Regions from separate parts of the Homo sapiens genome. Here region 2 is linked to region 1. Evidence: read pairs that join two places in POLR2A ChIA-PET (ENCODE). Cell type or tissue: K562. All regions are shown on one strand. Each heading gives the region's core, and the rest is flanking DNA. Links, peaks and the distances in the headings are about the cores only. Region 1 overlaps SPATS2 (spermatogenesis associated serine rich 2). Region 2 overlaps SPATS2 (spermatogenesis associated serine rich 2).

Evidence for each region. Peaks named below come from ENCODE experiments on the same cell type or tissue, not always from the same donor. Only the 100,000 strongest peaks of a DNase experiment are listed, where the experiment ranks them.
Region 2: POLR2A ChIA-PET joins it to region 1 with 5 read pairs; 5 of 35 experiments call an interaction of 5 or more read pairs at or near these places.

What each region holds. Positions count from the first base shown.
Region 1 is chr12:49,503,385-49,516,205 of GRCh38, forward strand. It overlaps SPATS2 (spermatogenesis associated serine rich 2), which reads left to right. Exons shown (of 14, transcript NM_023071.4): 10 at 11,171-11,229. Among named protein-coding and RNA genes, the nearest start is that of KCNH3, 29 kb to the right of the region's middle. RefSeq lists a silencer at 10,443-10,621. In K562, for the core only: a CTCF peak has its summit at 10,885 (motif pointing left); a DNase peak (open chromatin) is centred at 10,887.
Region 2 is chr12:49,421,086-49,433,906 of GRCh38, forward strand. All of the region lies in intron 2 of SPATS2 (spermatogenesis associated serine rich 2), which reads left to right. Among named protein-coding and RNA genes, the nearest start is that of SPATS2, 60 kb to the left of the region's middle. RefSeq lists a silencer at 7,761-8,055. In K562, for the core only: no CTCF peak of the experiment used is centred there; a DNase peak (open chromatin) is centred at 7,996.

The DNA of each region.
Region 1 (12,821 bases), core at 3,111-11,110:
CATGCCTGTAATCCCAGCGCTTTGGGAGGCCGAGGCGGGTGGATCACGAGGTCAGGAGATGGAGACCATCCTGGCTAACAAGGTGAAACCCCGTCTCTACTAAAAATACAAAAAGTTAGCCGGGCGTGGTGGCGGGCGCCTGTAGTCCCAGCTACTCAGGAGGCTGAGGCAGGAGAATGGCGTGATCCCGGGAGGAGGAGCTTGCAGTGAGCCAAGATCGCGCCACTGCACTCCATCCTGGGCGACAGAGCAAGACTCCATCTCAAAAAAAAAAAAGAAAAAAGAAAGAGCTAAGTGTAGTAGGTCATCACAACTTTGCTTTGATAAGCCTCTGGTCTCCATGATTGTTCAGCTTACTGATTACTTAGTCACAGGATCTGATTCCATTCGGAACAAGCTTGAACCAGCAGGAAACGCAGTTCCGGGAGAGAGATTTGTGAATTCCTGCTGACTGGAACCCAGCCAGGAGGAGCCTCCTTCAATAAATGACAAATGAAATGGTTTCCTACCTGGGAACTGTGTATTTAGGATTGATTAGCTGACGTAACAACCAGGTCAATTTAACTTGAGGAAAGAGATTACCTGCCCTTTCCTGCTAGTATAAAGCCCTTTGCTCTGGTTGATTGAGTTTATAAACCACCTTATTTCAATGTTCCTTGTAGCCGCTACTTCAAGACATAATTGGCAAGTGAGCTAACTCCATTTGGCACCAAACCAGAGCTTGGAGTTAATGTCACTTAGAAAGACATTTCTGTGTTGGTTATAGCATAAAAAAAAGGCAAAGAGTTCTAACAGATTTGCCCCAGTAAAAGTACATTACCCCTGACAAGGCACTAGGGAAATTATACAGATAACTCCTTTCACTTTGATGCCGAACAAAAACTGACACACCTATAGAAAGGTAAACTCAGAAGCATTCTAATGTATAAAACTTAAAATTTCTTCTTATTGGTGACTTAGCAATAATCATCTCTAGACCCAAGTTTACTTTTCTTGTTAATTAGTAATATTTGTCTGCCTTTCATTGTTGGAGCTGTTAGTTGACTTAAGTTTAAGGATATTAAGGAGGCAGGATATGGAGTGGAACATGAAGCTAGAATATATAAACTCCTTTGGAAGATTGTCCTATAATGTGTTGATGAAAAATGCCAACAGGATACACACTCAGCTTCTCTTTTAAATAAAAAGTTTCCATTTTATGAAAGTCAAAAGGTATTTTTTAAAAGGAGAAATGGGTAAGAGAAAAAGATTATCAAGAAATTTGAGATTATATATCACAGAAAGTCATGTAAGTTTATGGTTAAGGTTTTGAAATTTTTCCTGATTCCTCTATGTCCTTTTATTGGCGCGTTTTTTTTTTTCCTGTTTCTTTTCTTTCTTTCTTTCTTTTTTTTTTTTTTTTTTTTAAGACAGGGTCTCTGTTGACCATACTGGAGTGTAGTAGCGCCATCGTGTCTCACTACAGCCTCCCAGGCTCAAGGGATCCTCCCACCTCAGCCTCTTGAGTAGCTGGGACTACAAGGCGGGTGCAACCATGCCCAGCTAATTTTTCTATCTTTTGTAGAGATGGGGTTTTGCCACATTGCCCAGGCTGGTTTTGAACTCCTGGGCTCAAGCGGTCCTCCTGCTTCAGCCTCCCAGAGTGCTGGGATTACAGGTGTGAGCCACCTCGCCCAGCTCAGAGCTTTTTTTTTTAACGTTAAATCAAGCTTAGTCTTACCGAAGGCTTTTAAGTCCTTACATTTAAAGGCCACATATAGATGCTGAAAACTTAGGAATCATTTTATGAACCAAACTACCTGCAAAATATTATCTCCAAAAATATCTAAAATGTGTAGAAATAAAGGAATGTGCTAATGTAATATGTATTATCAAAAATGTACATAGCACTGTAGTTCTAAATCATTCTTTGGTTTTTGAAGCTTAGTTTGTTGATATCTTGTTTCTACTAGTACTTGACACCATGGTTCTTGATATTTTTTTATTTAAAATTTAACTCTAACCATCTGTGAAAATAATTACAGGTTGAGTATCCCTTATCTGAAATGCTTAGGACTAGAAATGTTTTAGGTTTTTTATTTTTATTTTTTTCAGATTTTGGAATGTCTGCAGAAACTAGTTGAGCATCCCTAATCTAAAAATTCAAAATCCAAACTGCTCCAATGAGTATTTTCTTTCAGTGTCATGTCAGTGCTCAAAAAAGTACAGCTTTTGAAGCATTTTGGATTAGGAATGCTCAACCAGTAATAACATATGAAGAATATTTTACTGAACATGTTCAGTTATATTATTGGATTTTTTTAATCCTGATTTCTTTTCCACAAAGTAGGTATTGTTAATTCTGTTTTACTGAAAATAAATGTATGTCTTAGGTTAAGCAATTTGCCTAAGTTGCAGATCCAATATTTGAATGTATATATTCAGACTTATTAACCTATGATTTTCATCTCATACCTCATTGATGGCTCACTTCCCCACTAAAGCTTGGCAAGGCTAGAGACTGTTGGTACATGTCATATTACAGACAGTTCCCTACTTATGATGGTTCAACTTAATAATTTTCCAACTTTATGATGGTATGAAAGTGATACACATTCAGTAGAAAGCATACTTTGTATACCCATACAACCATTTTGTTTTTCACTTTTAGTGTAGTGTTTAATAAATTACATCAGATATTCAACACTTCATTATAAAATAGGTGTTGTGTTAGATGACTTTGCCCAACTGCAGGCTAATATAAATGTTCTGAGCATGTTTAAGGTAGGCTAGGCTAAGCTTTGATGTTCAATAGGTTAGGTATATTAAATGCATTATCAACTTAAGATATTTTCAATTTGCACATGCCTGTAATCCCAGCACTTCGGGAGGCTGTATTCGTCTGTTCTCACACTGCTAATAAAGACATACTCAAGACTGGGTAATTTATCAAGGAAAGAGTTTAATTGACTCACACTTCTACGTGGCTGGGAAGGCCTCACAATCATAGCTGAAGGCAAAGGAGGAGCAAAGTCACATCTTACATGGTGGCAGCCAAGAGAGCTTGTGCAAGGGAACTCTCATTTATAAAACCATCAGCTCTTTTGAGACCTACTACCACAAAAACAGTATGGGGGAACCACCCCTATGATTCAGTTATCTTCACCTGGCCCCACCCTTGACACTTGGCGATTATTACAGTTGAAGGTGAGATTTGGGTGGGGACACAGCCAAACCATATCAGAGGCCAAGGCAGGAGGATTACTTGAGTCCAGGAGTTCAAGACCAGCCTAGGCAACATAATGAGATCCCGTCTTTACAGAAAGTAACAAAATTAACTGGGCGCAATGACACGTGCCCATAGTCCAGCTACTCAAGAGGATCGCTTGAACCCAGGAAGTGGAGGCTGCAGTGGGCCATGATCTTGCCACTGTACTCCCACGCTGGGTGACAGAGCAAGACCCTGTCTCTTTAAAAAAAAAAAAAAAAATTTCGATTTACAGTGGGTTTATTGGGACATAACCCCATTGTAAGCCGAGGAGCATCTGTATTGTTTCCTCTTCAGCTTAAAGGCTATGTAACAGAGAAACCCCAATGTAGGAGAATTTAGGGACTAAGGAACTTAGTCATTATGAAACAGGTTAGGATGAGAAGCACCAGGATTTAGGCTGAGCCTATGAAAGTATTTTCTAAGTTCAATAAAGTAAAACTATAAGAATACTCCATCTGAATATTCAATGTTCTTTTGATTTTGTGATTCAGAAGGTCCTAAATCACTATTATTCTTAAGTCACAACTTGTAGTGCCTTGTGATTCTGGGATTCTTCAGGTCAGATCAGAGTAGCGGGAAAGGTTTTAAGATTAAAGGCAGGGCCACTGTGGGGTGGGGTTAATTAGAAAATATTTCTTTGGGGAAATGAATCATTATCAAGCTATGTAAAAAGCATGGTATTTACACTGGCGGAAAGGTTGGGGTGGACCACTGCATTTCAGAGATATGAGCAGAGGCATAGAAGGGACACGTAGGGACCACACACAGTCTAGCTGTTGCTATGGGGCAATAGTGAAAGTAGCGAGGGATGAAGTCAGAGGCTGAGGTATAATGAGAGCATTTGATGGAGGGATCTGAATTTTGTTTTTCCTTTTTTTAAAGATTTCATTATTCCCTCTTACTTTTACTATATTGCCCATAATTATAATCGTTTTATTAGATATAAGTAAAACTCAAAATTCTACCACCTTAACACATAAGTAATTTTTATTTCCTGCGTTCCCTTGTGTTCCTTATGTATATTCATACATATTCTTGAATAGTTGTAATCGCAGTGAGAGTGTAATTTCAATGTGATCTTTTCACTTAAAATTAGTTTGATTCATCACTTCATAACTGCCTACACTGTGTTAGTGTGCGTACATGTTTATTTAATAATTTCTGTACAATGAATCTGGAATGTATAATGATTTACCGGTTAATACGATTGCATTTTACTAAAGAGATATTCTGCTGAAACTGAGAAATCAAGATGAATACAAGAATTAAAATAATAATTGCTGCCGCTATTTACTGAGCTCAATTACTAAGCTTTTATTGTATGTCAGAAACTTTTATGTACAGTGCTTCTAATCTATATAACATTATCACTTGTGGTATTACGTTCATGTTATAGGTGAGAAAGATGGGCACAAAAATATTTTACCCAAAGATACTTTTCCACTACACCATTCTTTTGTTTTCTGTCTTACCAGGTATTCCTGTTTGTTTTATTCTGCAGTGTTTACCTTCCTACACCACACGTTTTCATCTTTTTTGGTTTCTGGAGCTTTTAGACATTGGTGTCATAATTCCAGTTTCTTTTTTTTTTTAGACTGAGTCTCGTTCTGTCTCCCAGGCCAGAATGTAGTGGCGCAATATCGGTTCACTGCTACCTCTGCCTCCCGGGTTCAAGCGATTCTCCTGCCTCACCCTCCCGAGTAGCTGGGATTACAGGCGTGTGCCACTACACCCGGCTAATTTTTGTATTTTTAGTAGAGACAGAGTTTCACCATGTTGGCCAGGCTGGTCGCAAACTCCTGACCTCAGGTGATCCGCCTGATCCGCCTGCCTTGGCCTCCCAAAGTACTGGGATTACAGGCATGAGCCACCATGCCCAGCCAAAATCACAGTTTCAAATGAGGATCTGGTCAGCCACTCACTAAGGGGGCTTAACACCCCAGCCATTTTTATTTTGTTTTATTTTAATTTTTATGTTTTTGGAGAGACAAGATCCCACTTTGTTACCCAGTCTGGTCTTGACCTCCTGGGCTCAAGTGATCCTCCTGCCTCGACTTCCCCAAGTGCTGGGATAGCAGGCATGAGCCACAGTGCCTGGCCCTGGCTCAGCCTTTTTTTTTTTTTTCTGTAGCCAACTAAAAACTTGAGGCCAGGTGCAGTAGCTCACGCCTGTAATCTCAGCACTTTGGGAGGCCAAGGCGGGTGGATCATCTGAGGTCAGGAGTTTGAAACCAGCCTGACCAACAAGGTGAAACCCCATTTCTCCTAAAAATACAAAAATTAGCCAGGCGTGGTGGCGTGCACCTGTAGTCCCCACTACTTGGGAGGCTGAGACAGGAAAATTGCTTGAACCGGGGACGCAAAGGTTGCAGTGAGCCGAGATCATGCCACTGCACTCTGGCCTGGGCAACAGAGTGAGACTCTGTCTCAAAAAAACTTGAACAACATACTCCTTAGCAATACAGATTGTTACTGGTTCTTTTTCCTTAAACAGATTATAAAATATCATCATTGAGTCACATGATCTCCTGGATTAGCTTATAACTGAGGTGCTTTTGACTATTGGAAAAGGAAAGAAAGGTTACTCCATTGAAAGCCTGTCACATGAGAACCGTGGCTTATGTTCACGTTCTAACTTCTTTTTTTTTTTTTTTTTTTTTTTTTGAGACAGAGTCTCGCTCTGTCACCAAGGCTGGAGTGCAGTGGCATGATCTCGGCTCACTGCAACCCCTGCCTCCTGGGTTCAAGCGATTCTCCTGCCTGAGTCTCCCATGCAATTGGGATTACAGGCGCACGCCACATTTTTGTACTTCTAGTAGAGACAGGGTTTCATCATATTGGCCAGGCATCATCTTGAACTCCTGGCCTCAAGTGATCCTCCGGCCTCGGCCTCCCAGAGTGCTGTGATTATAGGCGTGAGCCACTGCACCTGACCTTTTGGGGAGGCTGAGGTGGGTGGATTGCTTGAGGTCAGGAGTTCAAGACCAGCCTTGGCAACATGGTGAAACCTGTCTCTACTGAAAATACAAAAATTAGCCAGGCATGAGTGGTGCACACCTGTAATCCCAGCTACTCGGGAGGCTGAGGCACGAGAATCGCTTGAACCCTGGAGGTAGACGTTGCAGTGAGCCAAGATCACGTCACTGCACTCCAGCCTGGGCAACAGAGCAAGTCTCAAAAAAAAAAAAAAAAGGGAAGGAAAAAAACTATTGGCAATTCTCTTTTTTGGTTATTTTATATGGAAAGAGGAAACCGTCTTCAAAGAAAAAAAGGCGTCTGCATTGGCTTTGCTTGAATTTTTGCTTGGTTGGTTAGTGGAATTAGAATGAATAGGTTTTAAGGCCATTTATGGTGGCTCATACCTATAATCCCAGCACTTTGGGAGGCCAAGGCGAGAGAATCAGTTGAAACCAGGAGCTCAAGACCAGCCTGGACAACATAGTGAGACCCCCGCCTCTATAATTTTTTTTTTTTTTTAAATTAGCCAAGTGTGGTAGCACACACCTTTAATCCTAGCTACTCAGGAAGCTGAGCAGGAGGATTGCTTGAGCCCAGGAGGTCAAGGATGCAGTGAGCTATGATTACACCACTGCATTCCAGCCTGGGTGACAGAGCAAGACCCTGTCTTAAAAAAAAAAAAAAATCGTCCAGGTACAGCGGTTCATGCCTGTAATCCTAGTACTTTGGGAGGCTGATGTGGATGGATCGCTTGAGCTCAGGAGTTTGAGACCAGCCTGGGCAACATGGTGAAACCCCCATCTCTACAAAAAATGTAAAAAATTAGCTGGGCATGGTAGCTCGTGCCTGTAGTCCCAGCTACTTAGAGGGCTGAGGCGGGAGGATTGCTTGAGCCCAGGAGGCGGAGGTTGGCAGTGAGTCTTGATGGTGCCACTGTACTCCAGCCTGGGCGACAGTGAGACCCTGTCTCAAAAAAAAAAAAAAAAAAGATTCTAAGTTTTGAGCAAATAAAATTGTGTACAAATGTTTTCTGACAGTATTATTGAATGGTTTTGACTATTATCCCTTGAAATAATTGACCTGTGGAATTGTCAAGAGTTGTGTTTCCATTTTAATATTATTTTTCCAATGCAACAGTTATAAACAAATAATTAACAATTTTTTGGTACCAATGAATTATTGAAGGCAAGAGCTAGAATCTCTAACTGCATGTTAGATATCTGTATATTAATTAGAGGACTTGCTTCAAATGATAGACACAATTTGTGTTAGAGATATCAATGGGGATGCTTCAGTAACAGCTATTCTGAGCAACTAAATTATGCAAAAGCTTTAGGATAAATTGGGTGGGTGCAGTGGCTCATGCCTGTAATCCCAGGCAGGCAGATCACTTGAAGCCAGGAGTTTGAGACCAGCCTGGCAACATACCAAAACCCCATCTCTGCTAAAAATAGAAAAATTAGCTGGGCGTGGTGCCACGTGCCCATAGTCCCAGCTACTTGGGAGGCTGAGGCAGGAGAATCACTTGAACCCAGGAGGCAGAGATTGCCATGAGCCAACATCATGCTATTGTACTCCAGAGCGAGACTCCATCTCAAAAAAAAGAAAAAAAAAAAACACATCTTATAGAATAAGTCGAGCAAATGTGAACATGGTAAGGAAGTCCTGAAAAGGAAGGAAGGAAATATAGAACATTTAGTTACCAGTCTTTTTCTTTAGTAGCAGGAAGCAGTCATCCAAATCTATCTTTCATGATTGAAGAAAGGATATGGAAATTCTCAACACTGAATAAGGCCCAGGCTTAATAAGAACTAGTGTTGTTCCAAACAGGTTCCCAGCAATATTTAGCTGAATTTCATTAGCAGTTTTAGAATCTAGTCTGCCAGATGCTTGGTGCTTATTATGGCATATTTCCATTCAAGAAAGCCTTGAGAGAAGCTTAGTACCCTGAGGTATTGGAGTGAGCAAGGTAATAGAGAGTCTGAATGAGCCTTTCATCACTCTCTGGGAGGACTCATTGCTTGCCTTTCTGGCATCTAAAAACCATTACCTCACACCACAGGTACTTTTGAACCTCTTGGCCACACATACATACTGGAACCATTGTTTAGCTCAGAAACAGATGGAAAACTTTAGCTTAAGTTTCTGTGTTAAAAGTTGTGTTACAATAGATTATTGTTTTTAATTGTAAAAAATGCCTATGTTGTTATCCTTACACCTAACCTACTTTCCACTTTGAACTTGTCCCACCTTCTCCATTTATTTTGTGATGCCAACATTTCACTAACTTTTTATTATTAAAACTTTCAGATATATAGAAAAGTTGAAAGGATGGTATAATGACAGTGTATTTGCTGTGTGTGTGTATAATATTTTGGTGGAACCATTTGGAATTTGCAGATGTAGATGACATGTCACCCCTAAATGCTTTAGCATAAATAACCTAAAAATAGGTCATTCTTCTATACAACTATAATGCCATTATATAATTTACTTTTTTGATGTGCTTTTAATAAGAAATTTACTATTAAATTTTGACATTCATTTTTGTATTTTAAAGATGTAAAAATTTTAATGGAGAATTATAAGTGCTGATCAACCTTTTCTCTGAGAAATATATCAGCATCAGTTAACTAGTAGATTCTCTTGTTTAACCCTGGGCTGACATCATAGGACTTTTCACTAGATGTTATCAATAGATGGCAACATGACAAACAACAAACAAAAAGAAACAGAAGTTCTTACTGCTTTTCATTGTTTTTTGGCATGAAAACATAAGCTAATATATGTATTTTAATTTTAATTTTTGTGGGTACATGGTAGCTGGATATATTATAAGCTAGTTTTTTTTTAATGGAGGGGTTATATGGTTGTCCATGCACAGTCCTATGAATTTCTTGTGATCACCGAGTTAATCAAAAACAAAGTTTATTTAAATGAACACTAGTGATTCTCACAGGGAAAAAAAAATGCTATCAGAATGTACTAGCACAAATTTCCACAAAAAAGCCTGATTGTGTTGATGCAGACCTTGCTAAAAGTGTCATCTGACATTCTACTTCTCATAATAGATTGTAAGCTGCAAAAGGCTTACTTGTTTGCTGTAGTCTTTTAATAAATATTTTACAAGCTTTGTCAGAGAAAAAGGATTTGTCATCTGATGGACACAGCGTCTGCATCTTAAGGTGATTTGGCAACATAAGAGAGGTAATGTCAAACTGTAGGCCTGGCAGCTCCTGTCTCAGTTGTGCTTTTGTTTTGTCTTTTAGGTATTCCAATGCTGCTAGAGTTCTTGGAGCAAAATATTGCCAAGGTTTGGGAAATGCTTTCTTAGCAAAGTATTGCTACCCCACAATAATTGTATCTTCTCTCCAGTTTGATGCTTTTGGATTAATATGTCAACCAAATTTGTTTAGTTACAAGTCTGTTTATTAACATCATGCGTAACGATTATCAAACCTATGTTCTCTGGCACTTCCCTATAAAAGATTTGCTCCTTGAGGAAATGACCCTGCCTTAGACATTTTTGTATGTCTCACACTATAGTCTCCACATTAACTACTTTGTGCTAACATAACTATGTATTGAGCTAAATTGAATTAGAGCGAGAGAGAAAGAGTGTGTGTGTGTGTGTGTGTGTGTGTTTGAGTGTGATTACAACCAGAAACAAGAGTGGAACTTTTATTTACCCTGTAGTTATATTCCCCTTCAAAAGGAGAAATCAGAATGAACTCCAAATTTGAAGAAAGTTGGAACATTGCATGTTTGTGCAAGTATTAACATTCTAGATTTTTTTTTCTTTTTGCCACCACAAAGCAAAACCGATATGGTAAGGAAAATTATTTTCATCCAGAGGTTGAATACTAGGGTACTACTGTCTCCTTATACATTGAAGGCTGTGGGCTCTTTTATAACAACATGGAAAAGCTTTATGTGCCTATAAACCATTTATATTTGCAGTGGAAAAAATTCTAATTGCCTATTTAATGTTCTTTTTCTGTAAAAAGCCTACCAGAAATCTGTAATTCCATCCTTCCTAGTTACTATTATGTGTTTCTCAGAAACTAGCACACTATATGTCTATCTTTTGACTACTTTGCATTCTAAGTACTAAAATGTAAGTGGACTTGGTGCAACCATGGTCAGCTGTTGAAGACATACAAGTCCTAATCATGGATAAATTTACTATGCCCTAGTGGGGATATTGCTTGGTAAAAATTAATTAGATGCAAGGCCATCAAATTTTATAGACCAAAATATAAATATAAAAAGTATGAGTACAGGCCGGGCGCGGTGGCTCACACCTGTAATCCCAGCACTTTGGGAGGCCGAGGCGGGCGGATCACGAGGTCAGGAGATCGAGACCATTCTGGCTGACACGGTGAAACCCCATCTCTACTAAAAATACAAAAAAAATAGACGAGCGTGGTGGCGGGCGCCTGTAGTCCAAGCTACTCGGGAGGCTGAGGCAGGAGAATGGCGTGAACCCGGAAGGCGGAGCTTGCAGTGAGCCAAGATCGCGCCACTGCACTCCAGCCTAGGAGACAGCGAGACTCCGTCTCAAAAAAAAAAAAAAAAGTATGTGAGTACATACATGGTTAAGTAAGTAATTTCCACACGGACTTTTGCTTTAGCACAGCTTACTAAAAAATGTGTTTTGTAGCTTGCTACTGCCATCTGCTGGTTCTCAACTCTTAGACGTCTACAATTGGTGTACTGCTGCAATGTACCAATATTGCAATATAAAAGGGAATTGGGTCTATTTATTTTATTTATGGGAAAATCTTAAAATATTCTTTGTTGAGAGTAAGACATCAGAATTTGTATGTGATCCATACAATATTATTTTTTAGTATGCTTTTAGCAAACAAACTCACTGGTCTTTCTTTACTATTAATAATGTGCTAATTTTGTATTTGAGTTTCTGATCAAACTTTTTATTCCTTTGTCATCTTTTCCTAGTTTAATGGATCGAGAAGTGGCGTTGCTTGCTGAAATGGACAAAGTGAAAGCTGAAGCAAGTAAGATGATTGATCTTTAATTAAAGCTATTACCTTCATAAATAGTAGGTACCTACTTCCCAACCCTTATAACAAAAGTTCCATATAAATACCATAATAAGAGTTTATATATTTAAATAATCTTAAGCAGTTGCACTGTACTGGCATATGAATCCTTTCAGGTGAAATAACTTTAAAGAGCCTGTTTTAAAAATATTTCCAAATCTTAATATTTTGAATGCAGAGTTCAGTGTATAAGAGACTGCATCACGGTATCTGCCACCAGGTTTTTATTTTATTTTGTTTCTTCCTCTAGTGTTTAAGCAATTCCACTGGGATTTTTTCTACTTGGAAAAAAACCTTTAGCATAATCAGAGAAGACTTCATTAGGTTGCCTACGATTGTATGTGTATACTCCTATCATTACCTATCTCAGAACTTTCTTTGTTTTCTCAGTTTATAGAACAGTCTTCACTCAGTGTCTGTTATCAATGGGTAGGGGAAAAGTTAGAGAATTGAGGGTTCAAGATACCAGGTTTCTTGAAAGCTTACTAAAATAGATTCTGGAGGAATGAAGTCTAACTTTGGTGATTTGTGGGGTTTTGTACAGAAAAAACAGATACCTATTTTTTGATCATTTCTGTTAAGTGTTAGGTTAAACATACACAGCTACACGAAGACAAGGGAATACCAACTGCAACTTGTACAATGGCATTGATTTGAGGCATTTCGGTGGCAGGTTTTATCTTCCTGCATTGAACGCCAGATTAATTATTAGGAAAGTTGTTTATTTTAACCCACCCCCAAACTGGTAAGAATAGAAATGCTGGGCTAGGTCGAGATCATGACTCACAGTTAAATCACTTGTGTGTGTGGTCACGGGCCAGAGGATGCAGCTTTGAAGCACTGAAATGACTTCAGCTTTGGTCCATTTTAACTTGAAAATTTGAGAATGTAGCAGAGATGCCTTCCACTGTTTTTCAGAGGTGAGATTTCATTACATTGAGCAATATATTTTGAGTTTCTAAATTTGACATTTCAGTCCATTATTTTATCTGTATATTCTCTTTTTGAAAATGGAAATGCAGATAAACTAAAACCACTAAGAAGACATATTTCTTAGTTTTGAGAAGAAGGTCCTTTTAGGCCAGGCGTGGTGGCTCACGCATATAATCCCAGCACTTTGGGCGGATCACCTGAGCCCAGGAGTTTGAGACCAGCCTAGGCAACATAGTGAAACCTCGTCTCTACAAAAAATAAGAAATAAGGCTGGGCGCAGTGGCTCATGCCTGTAATTCCAGCACTTTGGGAGGCTGAGGCGGGCAGATCACGAGGTCAGGAGATCGAGGCCATCCTGGCCAACATGATAAAACCCCGTCTCTACTAAAAATACAAAAATTAGCTGGGCATGGTGGCACACGCCTGTAGTCCCAGCTACTCGGGAGGCTGAGGCAGGAGAATCACTTGAACCCAGGGGGCAGAGGTTGCAGTGAGCCGAGATTGCGCCACTGCACTCCAGCCTGGCAACAGAGCAAGACTCCATCTCAAAAAAAAAAAAAAAAAAAAAAAAAAAAATATATATATATATATATATATATATATATATATATATA
Region 2 (12,821 bases), core at 3,132-11,131, 82 kb before region 1:
CTTACACTGATAGAATTTATTTGCACGTGTATACGTAAAAATTCTTTGCATTGGCCGGGTGCGGTGGCTAACGCCTATAATCCCAGCACTTTGGGAGGCCGAGGCGGGCGGATCATGAGGTCAGGAGTTCAAGACCAGCCTGGCCAACATAGCAAAAGCCCGTCTCTACTAAAAATACAAAAATTAGCTGGGCATGGTGGCGTGCGCCTGTAATCCCAGCTACATGGGAGGCTGAGGCAGGAGAATCTCTTGAACCTGGGAGGCAGAGGTTGTGGTGAGTGGAGATGACACCACTCACTCCAGCCTGGGCAACAGAGCAAGACTTTGTCTCAAAAAAAAAAAAAAAAAAAAAAAAAAACAACCTTTGCACTGCTACCACTTATCTACAATTTACAGTTGTAAAATAGCTCAAAGACCATGAGGGATACAAATCCCACAGAATCAGATAACTAGGAAGGGTACACATTATGCAATGCCTAGTTTCCATCGAAGATGCCTAATTCTGGTCCATTTTAAAGTCTAAAAGGTTTTCCCCTACATCATAAAAAGGTGAAGTAAACAGATCTGTGTTATCATTTTTGACAATAATCCAGTGTCTGTTAGTTTTAGGGCCTATTCATTTAAATAAAGTCAGTTTTGAAAACAAAGAAAAGTTACTCTTAGGTGGATATTTTCTGATATTTTGATTGACATTAGATACTTCCTCAGATTAGTGTTGAATTTGGACTATGTACGCTACCTAAACTGTAGCTTCAAATATTTGGGTAGCAAGTCCTGTAAGCTATCCAGTGCCTAATATTTTGTAGGTATTCATTTTTGTAAAGAACAATAATGATAATTTGAAGGGAGGTAAAACTCTTCTGCCCTATATTAGTCCTTAAATGTACATATAAATTCGTTGCAATTCAGGCAACTTCCTAATGTTAAATGCTTTTTACCTGGGTGGCTGAACTCAGGGAGCAGAGGGCACAGAGTTGGCATTATCTGCTCTAATTTCATGCTGTGTGATTTTAACTGGGCCTTTGCTGCTTTATGATCTTTTTATTCATCTCATATTTATTCTCTAGCACATTCCTGATGTTGATATAGCAGAAAGAAATATAATTTGTAGTTTCATGGAGCTAGGTTTGAATCACCACCTCACCACTTACCAGCTCTTTGTTCTTGGGAAACTCGCAAACCTCAAGTTCTTCAGTTAAATGAATGATAAGTACTTCACAGAATTACATGACATGTATGTAATGGATGTTACAGTGGCTGGCACATAGTAGGCAGTAAATGTTAGTTTCTTATCTGTTCCTCTCAAGCCCTCAAGCCTTCCTGCTTTTTTTTCCTTCTGTTTCCATAACTAAAAAGTTGCAGTCATTTGGTATGACCTCCTTAATCTTCCCTCTAGTTATTTTTGTCTTTTTGTTTGTTTCAGAAGTATGTTTCTTTTACCTAACAGAGTTTTTGTGAAGATTTTTGATAATGCATATAAAATTGCATTATTAGTATAGTTCCTGGCCTATAGTAAGCATTCAATAAAGATTAGGGTTGGCATGGTGGCTCACGCCTGTAATCCCAGCACTTTGGGAGGCCAAGATGGGCAGACCGCTTGAACTTGAGCTCCGGAGTTCGAGATCAGCCTGCGCAAGGCAACATTGTGAAACCCCATCTCTACAAAAGATACAAAAACTAGCTGCATGTGGTGGCGTGTGCTTGTATTCCCAGCTACTCAGGAGGCTTAGGTAGGAGAATCGTTTGAGCCCAGGAGATGGAGGTTACAGTGAGCCAAGACCGTGCCACAGCACTCCAGCCTGGGAAACAGAACCAGACCCTATTTAAAAAAAAAAAAAAATTTTTTTAATTGACTGTGACTATGTGAATGTAAGATTAATTTGGTCTTTGATTACCTTTGTATGTTGCTCCTCCCTTATTTTCTACTCCAATAAGTATTACCTTTCTCTGTTTTATGTTTTATGTCCTCATCCCTTTTCAAAGAAAAAAGTCTTCCCTATTTGGGGGAAAACCCCTTTTGCTTTGCCTTGCTAGCACTCTGGTTAATACTGTTTTTGTTTTTTTTTTTTGAGATGAAGTCTCTGTTGCCCAGGCTGGAGTGCAGTGGTGCGATCTCGGCTCACTGCAGTGTCTGCCTCATGGGTTCAAGCGATTCTCCTGCCTCAGCCTCCCGAGTAGCCAGGACTACAGGCACGCACCACCACACCAGATAATTTTTGTAGTTTTAGTAGAGACAGGGTTTCCCCATGTTGGCCAGGCTGGTCTCGAACTCCTGACCTCAAGTGATCCTCCTGCCTTGATCTCCCACAGTGCTAGGATTACGGGCGTGAGCCACCGCGCCTGGCCTAATACTCTATTTTTTAAAATCCCTTTATTGTCAAACAGTTGAATAGTTAAGTGGCTTGGTCCCCACTTTTCCACAACCTGCTCTCATATTGAAGCCTCCTTGCATTCTGATATACCATAATTCTTCCATGAAACTGAAAGAGCATCATCCTCCCACCCAAACTCTCACAAAGCTTAGAAAATTATAAGCATTCAATGAATATTAGTTGAATAATGAATGAAATGAGAAAGTTTAAAGTTCTATCACTGAGAGTCCTCTGATGCTTTCAATCAATGGATTTAAAGAAACCCTGTAAGTAACTGTCGTACCCAAATTCACCTAAATGGATGTTGTTGTGTAACATGAATTTTATTGTTTTTTTCTGAGAAACCTATGATTTATATCAGAGTCAGGGAAGGCATTTTAAATATTATGTTACGGAGAAAAGTTTAACTCTGAGGGCAAATTTATTAGTAAAAATCTCTTGTTTTTTCTATTAAGAGAACTCAGACCAGGCGCAGTGGCTCACTCCTGTAATCTCAGCACTTTGGGAGGCCAAGGCGGGCAAATCACTTGAGGTTAGGAGTTTGAGACCAGCCTGGCCAACATGGCGAAACTCCATTTCTACTAAAAATACAAAAATTAGCCAGGCATGGTGGTATGCGCCTGTAATCCCAGCTGCTCGGGAGGCTGAGGCAGGAGAATCACTTGAACCCGAGAGGTGGAGGTTGCAGTGAGCTGAGATCCTGCCACTGCACTCCAGCCTGGGCAACAGAACGGGACTCTGTCTCAAAACAAACAAACAAACAAACAAAAAAAACAAACTCAGACCATTATTTTTCTACTTCAGTGATACTCAGACCTTTGTTCCTCAGCCCCATGTAGTCCGTTCAGCAGCCATCTTCTTCTGAGACATCTGTGATATTAACCAGAACATACCTGCATAGGGAACCATGGTGCCCTTTTGATTAATGAGAATAGCTAATGTGGCCCCAGAGGCATATGCTTTTAAGCACAACAGTCTCAGCTTTGGTCAGTTTGATTTATCTTTTGTCATTATAATAGGTAGACTTGTTGACAGTTAGTATTTTTGTTTTATCTGTCTAGTAGATTGTATTAGTTTGCCAAAAGTTATTAGGGCAAAGTTTCTGTGATTATAGTTCTCTTATCTGTTACTATTATATCTTATATAGTGTTTACTGTTAATTGGGAAAGTTGATTAAAGCAGGAAATAAAAAATGATACATACGTACCATAGTATTTTTTATTTGTTTTGTTTGTTTGAGATGGAGTTTTGCTCTTTTGCCCAGCCTGGAGTGAAGTGGCGAGATCTTGGCTCACTGCAACCTCCGCCCCCCACCAGATTCAAGTGATTCTCCTGCCTCAGCCTCCCAAGTAGCTGGGATTACAGGCACCCACCACCACGCCCAGCTAATTTTTGTACTTTTAGTAGAGATGGGGTTTCGCCGTGTTGGCCAGGATGGTCTGGAACTCCTGACCTCGGATGATCCACTCCCGCTTGGCCTCCCAAAGTGCTGGGATAACAGGAGTGAGCCACCACACCTGGCCCATAGTATTTTATTTTAGCTTAAAACAAATGTACATTTATTCACCAATCTTTGATGTATTTAGTATGAGTTTGCTGATTAGAATTCTTCATATTTTTGGCATTAATTACACCCTGTGATACATTCTTGCAACTTCTATTTACGGTTTTTTTAAGCAGAGTGAGAACTCTTAGAGACTTGAAGCAATGAGTACAAACCCTTTTTTTAGATTTTTAATTTCCCTCCCAACTTGTATATGTGTCTCACCCACACTTAAATTGAGGACAGTTTTAAAAATAATTTGTATTGGTTCAGTCTTCTAGAGCCTTCTGTTTAGTTTTTAAAGAAATAATTTTTCTTATAGTTTATTGATGTATTTACTTTTGTTTTTCTTTTCTTTTTTGTAGACAGGGTCTCACTCTGTTGCAGAGGCTGAAGTGCAGTGGTGCTATCACAGCTCAGGTGATCCTCCTACCTTAGCCTCCCGAGTAGCTGGGACTACAGGCGTGTGCCATCGTGCCTGGCTAATTTTTACATTTTTTATAGAGATGGGGTATTGCTATGTTGCCCAGGCTCGTCTCGAACTCCTGGGATCAAGCGATCCATCTACCTTGGCCTCCCAAAGTGCTGGGATTACAGGCATGAGCCACCACGTCCGGCCATGTAAGTGTTAATATTTCTGTCTTTTTTGAGACGGAGTCTTCTCTGTTGCCCAGGCTGGAGTGCAGTGGCACGATCTCAGCTCACTGCATCCTCTGCCTCCCAGGTTCAAGCAATTCTCCTGCCTCAGCCTCCCAAGTAGCTGGGATTACAGGCGCATGCCACCATACCCAGCTAATTTTTTTGTATTTTTAGTAGAGACGGGGGTTTCACCACGTTGGCCAGGCTGGTCTCGAACTCCTGACCTCAAGCGATCTGCCTGCCTTGGCCTCCCAAAGTGCTGGGATTACAGGTGTCAGCCACCATGCCCAGCCAGTATTAATATTTCATGACAATTATGTAATTGTAATTATGAGCACAACTGGCATTAAGTAGGTTTGAGAACAACAAATAGATTAGACTCTTAGTAAGTATTGCATAGTGGGAAGAGAAAAGCCTGCGTGTACGCCAGTGTTGCCTTTTAGCCTACCAGTGTTCATTTAGGGGTGTTAGTCAATTCATGCTAAGGGTAATGGATAGCATCAGTTAAACTGTGAAGGTAAGAGGTAAAAGGACATCTTTAGTTTTTTTCTTTGTTTTTGGTAAACTTTTTTTTTTTTGATGTGTAATACACACAAAATGCAAAATCCTTAAGGGTACAACGTAATGAATTTTTACATTGAACACAGCCATATAACCACTATTCAGATCAGGATCCTAGAAGCCCTCCTGTGCTCTGACCCAGATTCTCTCCCTGACCAGTATTCTGATTTATATCACAAGACCAGTATTCTGACTTATGTCACAATAGATGAGATTTGTTCGATTATGAGGTTCATATAAATGGAAACATGCAGCATGCACTATTTTGCACCTGACATTCTTTGCTTAGCATTGCTTTTGAAATTCATCCTTGTTGTATCATCAGTAGCTCCTTTTTCATTGCTGTATCATATTCTTTTTTTTGAGACAGAGTCTCGCTGTCACCCAGGCTGGAGTGCAGTGGCGCCATCTTGGCTCACTGCAAGCTCCGCCTCCCGGGTACACGCCATTCTCCTGCCTCAGCCTCCCGAGTAGCTGGGACTACAGGCGCCCGCCACCTCGCCCAGCTAATTTTTTGTATTTTTAGTACAGACGGGGTTTCACTGTGTTAGCCAGGATGGTCTCGATCTCCTGACCTCGTGATCCTCCCGCCTCGGCCTCCCAAAGTGCTGGGATTACAGGCGTGAGCCACCGTGCCCAGCCTGTATCATATTCTATTCTGTGAATGTGTTACAATTTATCCATTCTGTAGTTGATTGATGTTTAGGTTTGTTTCTGGTTTTTGGACTTACAGATAATGCTGCTGTAAACATTCTTGTACATGTCTTTTAGTACACATTATAAATGCATTTGTGTTGGGTATTACTTAGGAGTGGACTGCTGGGTCATAGGGTGTGCTTATGTTCAGTTTTAGTAGATTTTGCTAAACAGATTTTTATACTCCCACTAGCAATATGTAAGAATCAGTTACTTCACATCCTCCTATGGCAAACAATAAAGTTTTTTAAAAGGTGAGGCTGGTCTCATTCCTGGGCTCAAGCAATCTGCCTGCCTCAGCCTCCCAAAGTAAACTTTTCAAAAAATAGTTATCAAATATATATGTGTGTCTAAATAATATATTGTTTTAGCATTAGTTGTATTTTTTATTAAAAAAGAATCTTATGTTGTATGTAATCTGGAATTTTCTACTTAACATTATATTGCTAAGATTAATCCATATCATTGCATATAGTTGACACATTTTTGCAGCAGTACAGACATTTAGTGAATACATCACAGTTTATTCTCTTGTTAATGGCATTTGGGTTGTTTCCATTTTCTTAACTGTTATGAATACTACGTGTTTTCTAATGTACCATGAGCAAGAATTTCTCTTGTACTTGAATTTCTGGATCATAGGATTGACAAGTGTACTACTTTACAAAATAATGCTGTATTCTAAAGAAGTTGTACCAGTTTACATTCCTACCAGAAATAAATAAGAAATGAAACCCTTTCTGTTATGAGAGAATTTTAAATTATGACCTCAATTTCTTTTAGAGTTACAGGACTATGTCAATTTTCCTTTTTTGTGTGTGAGTCTGTTTGGTAACTTGTTTTTCAAGAAATTTATTACCTAAATTTTCAAATGTATTGGCATAAGGTCATCTATATTTTTGACTTATAATTTTAATGTCTGTAAGATCTATACTAGCTCTTTAAAAACCTTCATGATATTGGTATTCTTTGCATTTTTACCCCTTGATCAGTATTTCTAGAGTCTTCTTGCTGGGTCAAGAAATCAACTTTTTCTTTCATTTTTTTTTTCTTATTGCATTAATTAAAAAAATTTCAGGCCGGGCGCGGTGGCTCATGCCTGTAATCCCAGCACTTTGGGAGGCCGAGGTGGGCGGATCACGAGGTCAGGAGATCGAGACCATCCTGGCTAACACGGTGAAACCCCGTCTCTACTAAAAATACAGAAAATTAGCCGGGCGCCATGGCAGGCGCCTGTAGTCCCAGCTACTTGGGAGGCTGAGGCAGGAGAATGGCGTGAACCCAGGAGGCGGAGCTTGCAGTGAGTCGAGATAGCGCCACTGCACTCCAGCCTGGGCTAAGGAGCGAGACCCCGTCTCAAAAAACAAACAAACAAACAAAAAAAAAAAACAAAAATTCAGTAGAATGCACATAACATGACGTTTACCATTTTAACCATTTTGAAGTGGTATTAATACACTCACATTCTTGTGCATCCATCTCCACAACTTTTCTCATTTTCCCAAACTGAAACTGTACCCATTAATCAGTAACTCTCATTCCCTCTTCCCCCTAGCCTCTGGCTGCTACCAGTCTACTTTTGGTAAAATTTGACTAGTCTAGGTGCCTCATATAAATGGAATGATATAGTATTTGTTTCTTTGTGACTGGCTTATTTCACTTAGCATAATATCCTCAAGGTTCATCCATGTTATAGCACCTGTCAGAATTTTCTTACTATTAAAGTCTGAATAATATTCCATCTTTCATAATTTTTTATCATCAGTATTGGCACATAGTAGGTTTATGTTAAATAACAGTTGATCAGTTAATTATTTTTTAAGTTAACAAGGTTTTTAGAAATTGCTTTTTCTATATGCTTGGAATCTCCCTTTATGGGTTAGAATCAGTGAATATAGTTGCTCCTAATTGCCTGGTTTTGTTTTTGCCTAATAGCTGCCTCCAATCCCTTGAGCTGCTTGCTGAGGACCGGAGTTTTATATGTGTGTGTAAGGGGGTGGTAATAAAATTATCAGTATTGTTTAAATCCGTTATGAAGAGTAATACAGCTGAGGATAATTTAGCTCAGTTGGGTTTGGGTTAGAGCCACCTGTGCGAGGAGGAGGGCGCAGACAGCTCTAACTACTGAGCTAGCAGTAAAATAGGAGGAGACAAACATGTATTCCAGCTCTGCTCCTTTTGAGCTCCCTCTACTCCCACATCTACAGCTGCTGCTGATGACTAATGTTAAGCAATTTGGAGGACCTTTTGTCTTTTAATAGTAGTAAAGAGGAGTTGTGGTATCATGTGGCTTCTGATTTCCCACTTAGAATGTCTTTTAAATTTCCAGAAATTCTATGTTGTTCCAATTTGAGGTTTCTTTTTTTTATTAAAAAAATTAATTGGTTTTTCAAAATGAAAACATTTTTTCAAAATAAAATTTATGGTGATCAAGTCTTACAATTATGGGAGAGTTTTTAGATTAAAGTAGAAAATTGGTGCCAGTGGTGCCAATTGTTGAGAAAGCGGACTTAGAGAAAGGTTTCATATTCACCATTTTGACCTGAGGAAATCCCCTTTTTAGTTCCTTTTTTGAGTCTCACTCTGTTACTCAGGCTGGAATGCAGTGGTGTGATCTCGGCTCACTGCAACCTCTGCCTCTGGGGTTCAAGCGATTCTCCTGCCTCAGCCTCCTGAGCAGCTAGGGTTACAAGCATGTGCCACCACGTACCCAGCTAATTTTTGTATTTTTATTTTTTTAGTAGAGACGGGGTTTCACCATGTTGGCCAGGCTGGTCTTGAACTCCTGACCTCAAGTGATCCACCAGCCTTCGCCTCCCAAAGTGCTGGGATTACAAGCATGAGCCACTGTGCCTGGCCTAGAATTTAGGTCTTTCTCTTCTTCTTCTTCTTTTTTTTTTTTTTTTGAGAGTCTCACTCTGTCACCCAGGCTGGAGTTCAGTGGCATGATCTCAGCTCACTGCAACCTCCGCCTCCTGGGTTCAAGTGATTCTCCTGCCTCAGCCTCCCAGGTAGCTGGGATTACAGGGACGCGCCATCACGCCCAGCTAATTTTTGTATTTTTAGTAGAGACAGGGTTTCACCATGTTGGCCAGGCTGGTCTTGAACTCCTGACCTCAAGTGATCTGCCTGCCTCAGCCTCCCAAAGTGCTGGGATTACAGGCATGAGCCACCATGCCCGGCCATCTTTTTCATATTTCTTGTTTTTTTTTTTTTTTTTTTGAGACAAAGTCTCACTCTGTCCCCCAGCCTGGAGTGCAGTGGTGTGATCTTGGCGCACTGCAAGGTCTGCCTCCCAGGTTCAAGCAGTTCTCCTGCCTCAGCCTCCCGAGTAGCTGGGATTACAGCACGCCACCGTGCCTGGCTAATTTTTGTATTATTTTTTAGTAGAGATGGTGTTTCACTATGTTGGCCAGGCTGGTCTCGAACCCCTGACCTGAAATGATCCGCCGACCTCGGCCTCCCAAAGTGCCGGGATTACAGGCGTGACCCACCATGCCTGGCATTTCATATTTCTTTATAAAGCTGATGAAAATGATATTTATTGGTAAACTGATTATATTATGGAATGAGAATTCCTGGTGACTTTCTTATAATTAAAACCCTTTAAAGATGAGAAGAATGTTTTTATTTGCAACCTCTCATTTTCTTGTTTTCCATCATTATCTGCAGGTGTAGTAGGTTAGCATTTATCTTCTTGACACATTTCATGAACCTGTTGATTGGGTTTCTGAGTTAGAATTATATTATTTAGATTCAAATGAAGGCTTTCAGCTTTGATTTAATTTACTGGGTAAGGGTCTTATTTATTTTTACTTTTTTGAAATAGAATCTCTCTCTGTCACCCAGGCTGGAGTGCAGTGGCACCATATGGGCTCATTTTAGCCTCCACCTCCTGGGTTCAAGCAATTCTCCTGCCTCAGCTCCTGAGTAGCTGGGACTACAGGCATGTGCCACCACACCTGGCTAATTTTTGTATTTTTAGTAGTGATGGAGTTTCACCATGTTGGCCGGGCTAATCTCGAACTCCTGACCTCAAATGATCCACCCGCCTCAGTGGGATTACAGGCATGAGCCACTGTGCCCAGCTGGGGTCTTTTTAAAAAGGGTGCGCTATTAATTTTTTTGAACAGATAAGATGTTTATATTATTCCAATGTCAAAATATAAAAAGGTAGACTGAAAAGTCTTTCTTACCCTAGTTTCCTATCTTTTCAGTTTCCATTCTTCAAGAGATCATCACTGCTACTAGTTTTTTGTCTATCCTTCCAGGTATACAGTTTTTATATATGTGCAAACCAGTGCAAATACATTACTTTCTCCATCATATTCACTTAATAAATATATAAAGAACTTTTTTTTTTTCTTTTTAAGGTGGAGCCTCGCTCTGTCGCCCAGGCTGGAGTGCAGTGGCGCGATCTTGGCTCACTGCAACCTCCGTCTTCTGGGTTCAAGTGATTCTCCTGCCCTGGCCTCCTGAGTAGCTGGGACTACAGGCACGCGCCACCACGCCCAGCTAATCTTTTGCTTTTTTAGTAGAGACGGGGTTTCACCGTGTTGGTCAGGCTGGTCTTGAACTCCCAACCTTGTGATCTGCCCGCCTCGGCTTCCCAAAGTGCTGGGAATTCAGGCATGAGCCACCGCACCGGGCCCAAAGAACTTTTCTCAAAAACATTTGCACAGTATTCTCATTATGTGGACAGATTACAATTAATTAAACCAGTGTCCTATTAATTGACAATTAGTTTGAATATTTTGCTCTTATAAATAATGTTGCATTGGATAACCTTGAATACATAGGTTTATACATTTGCAAACAGCCTTGCAAGGTAAATTCCTAGAAATTGTCTTGCTAGGGTGGGTGTGATAGCTCATGTTTGTAATCCCAGCACTTTGGGAGGCCGAGGCAGGAGGATCACTTGAGCTCAGCAGTTTGAGACCAGCATGAGCAACATATGAAACCCTGTGTTTACAAAAAATACAAGAATTAGCTAGGTGTGGTAGTGTGCACCTGTAGTCCCAGCTACTCGGGAGGATCGTTTGAACCTGGGAGGTTGAGGGTACAGTGAGCCTGGGCAACAAAACAAGACCTTGTCAAAAAAAACAAATTGTCTTCCTGGGTCAAATAATATATACATTTTTAATTTTGACAGCTACTGCTTAGTTGTCTTCCAAAGATACTGTATAAATTTACATTCTCACTTAGATGTGAGGGGCCTGTTTGTCCACACCTCAGTACCTGTGTGTTTTGTCATCATTTTGGATTTTTGCAAAAATGATGATAAAACACACAGGTGGCTGGGCGTGCTGGCTTATGCCTGTAATCCCAGCACTTGGGGAGGGTGAGGCAGGTGGATCATGGGTTCAGGAGTTCGAGACCAGCCTGGCCAACATAGTGAAACCCTGTCTCTACTAAAAATACAAAAATTAGCTGGGTGTGGTGGCAGGCGCCTGTAGTCCCAGCTACTGGGGACGCTGAGGCAGAAGAGTCACTTGAACCCAGGAGGCGGAGGTTTCAGTGAGCCAAGATAGCACCACTGCACTCCAGCCTGGGCGACAGAGTGAGACTCCGTCTCAAAATATATATACATATGTAAATGAAAGTTCAGGAGCGTTAAGTATATTCACATTGTTGTATAACAGATCGCCCAAAGTTTTTTTATCTTTGCAAAACTGAAATTCCATACCCATTAAATAACAACCCAGCCCCTGGCCCACCATTCTACTTTCTGTTTCTATGAGTTTGACTACTTTACCTCATATAAGTGGAATCATACAGTTTTTGTCTTTTTGCAACTGGCTTGTTTCAATTAGTGCATTGTCCTCAAGGTTCCTCCATGTTGTAGCATGTGACAGGATTTCCTTTTTTTTAAAGGCTGAATAATATTCTCTTGTATGTATATACCACATTTTATCTATTCATCCTTTGATAGACACCGGTTGCTTTCACCTCTTTTCTGAATAATGCTACCATGAACATGAGTACACAAATATCTCTTTGATATTCAGCTTTGAGATGTTTTGAATACGTATCCAGAGTTGGGAGTCCTGGATCATGTGGTAGTTCTAATTTTAATTTTTTGGGAACCTTTATACTGTTTTCCATAGTGGCCATTACCATTTTACATTCTTGCCAGCAGTACACAAGGGTTCCAATTTTTCCACATCTTTACTAATACTTATTTTATTTTCTGTTTTTGTTTTTACTTTGTTTTATTTTGGGTAGCAGCCATCCTAGTGGGTTCAAGGTGTTAACTCATTGTGTCTTGTTTTGTTTTGTTTTGTTTGAGACGGAGTCTCTCTGTCACACAGGCTGGAGTGCAGTTGCGTGATCTCAGCTCACTGCAACCTCCGCCTCCCAGGTTCAAGCGATTCTCCTGCTTCAGGCTCCCGAGTAGCTGGGACTACAGGTGTGCACCACCATGCCTGGCTAATTTTTGTATTTTTAGTAGAGACAGGGTTTCACCATGTTGGCCAGGCTGGTCTCGAACTCCTGACCTCAAGTGATCTGCCGACCTCGGCCTCCCAAAGTGCTGGGATTACAGGCGTAAGCCATTTCAACCTGACCCTGGTTTTGTTTTGCTTTTTTAAGAGCACATGAGCTCCTGATCATTGTGGTTTTGATTTGCATTTCTCTAATAATGAGTGATTGAGCATCTTTTCACGTGTTTGGTGACCATTTATTTATCTTCTCTGGAGAAATGCCTGTTTAACTCCTTTGCCTATTGTACAGTTGGGTTTTTGTTGTTGTTGTTGTTGTTGTGGATTTGCAGGAGTTCTTCATAAATTCTGGATATTAACCCTTTATAATAGATATATGACTTGCAAGTATTTTCTGCCATTTCATTGGTTGCCTTTTTACTTCATTGATTGCTTAGAAGTTTTAAGTTTAATGTAATCCCATTTGTCTATTACTGCTTTTTTGCGTGCACTTTTGCTGTCATATCTAAGAAATTGCCAAATCCTGCCTCATGAAGCTTTCCCCTTGTTTTCTTCTAGGAGTTTCATAGT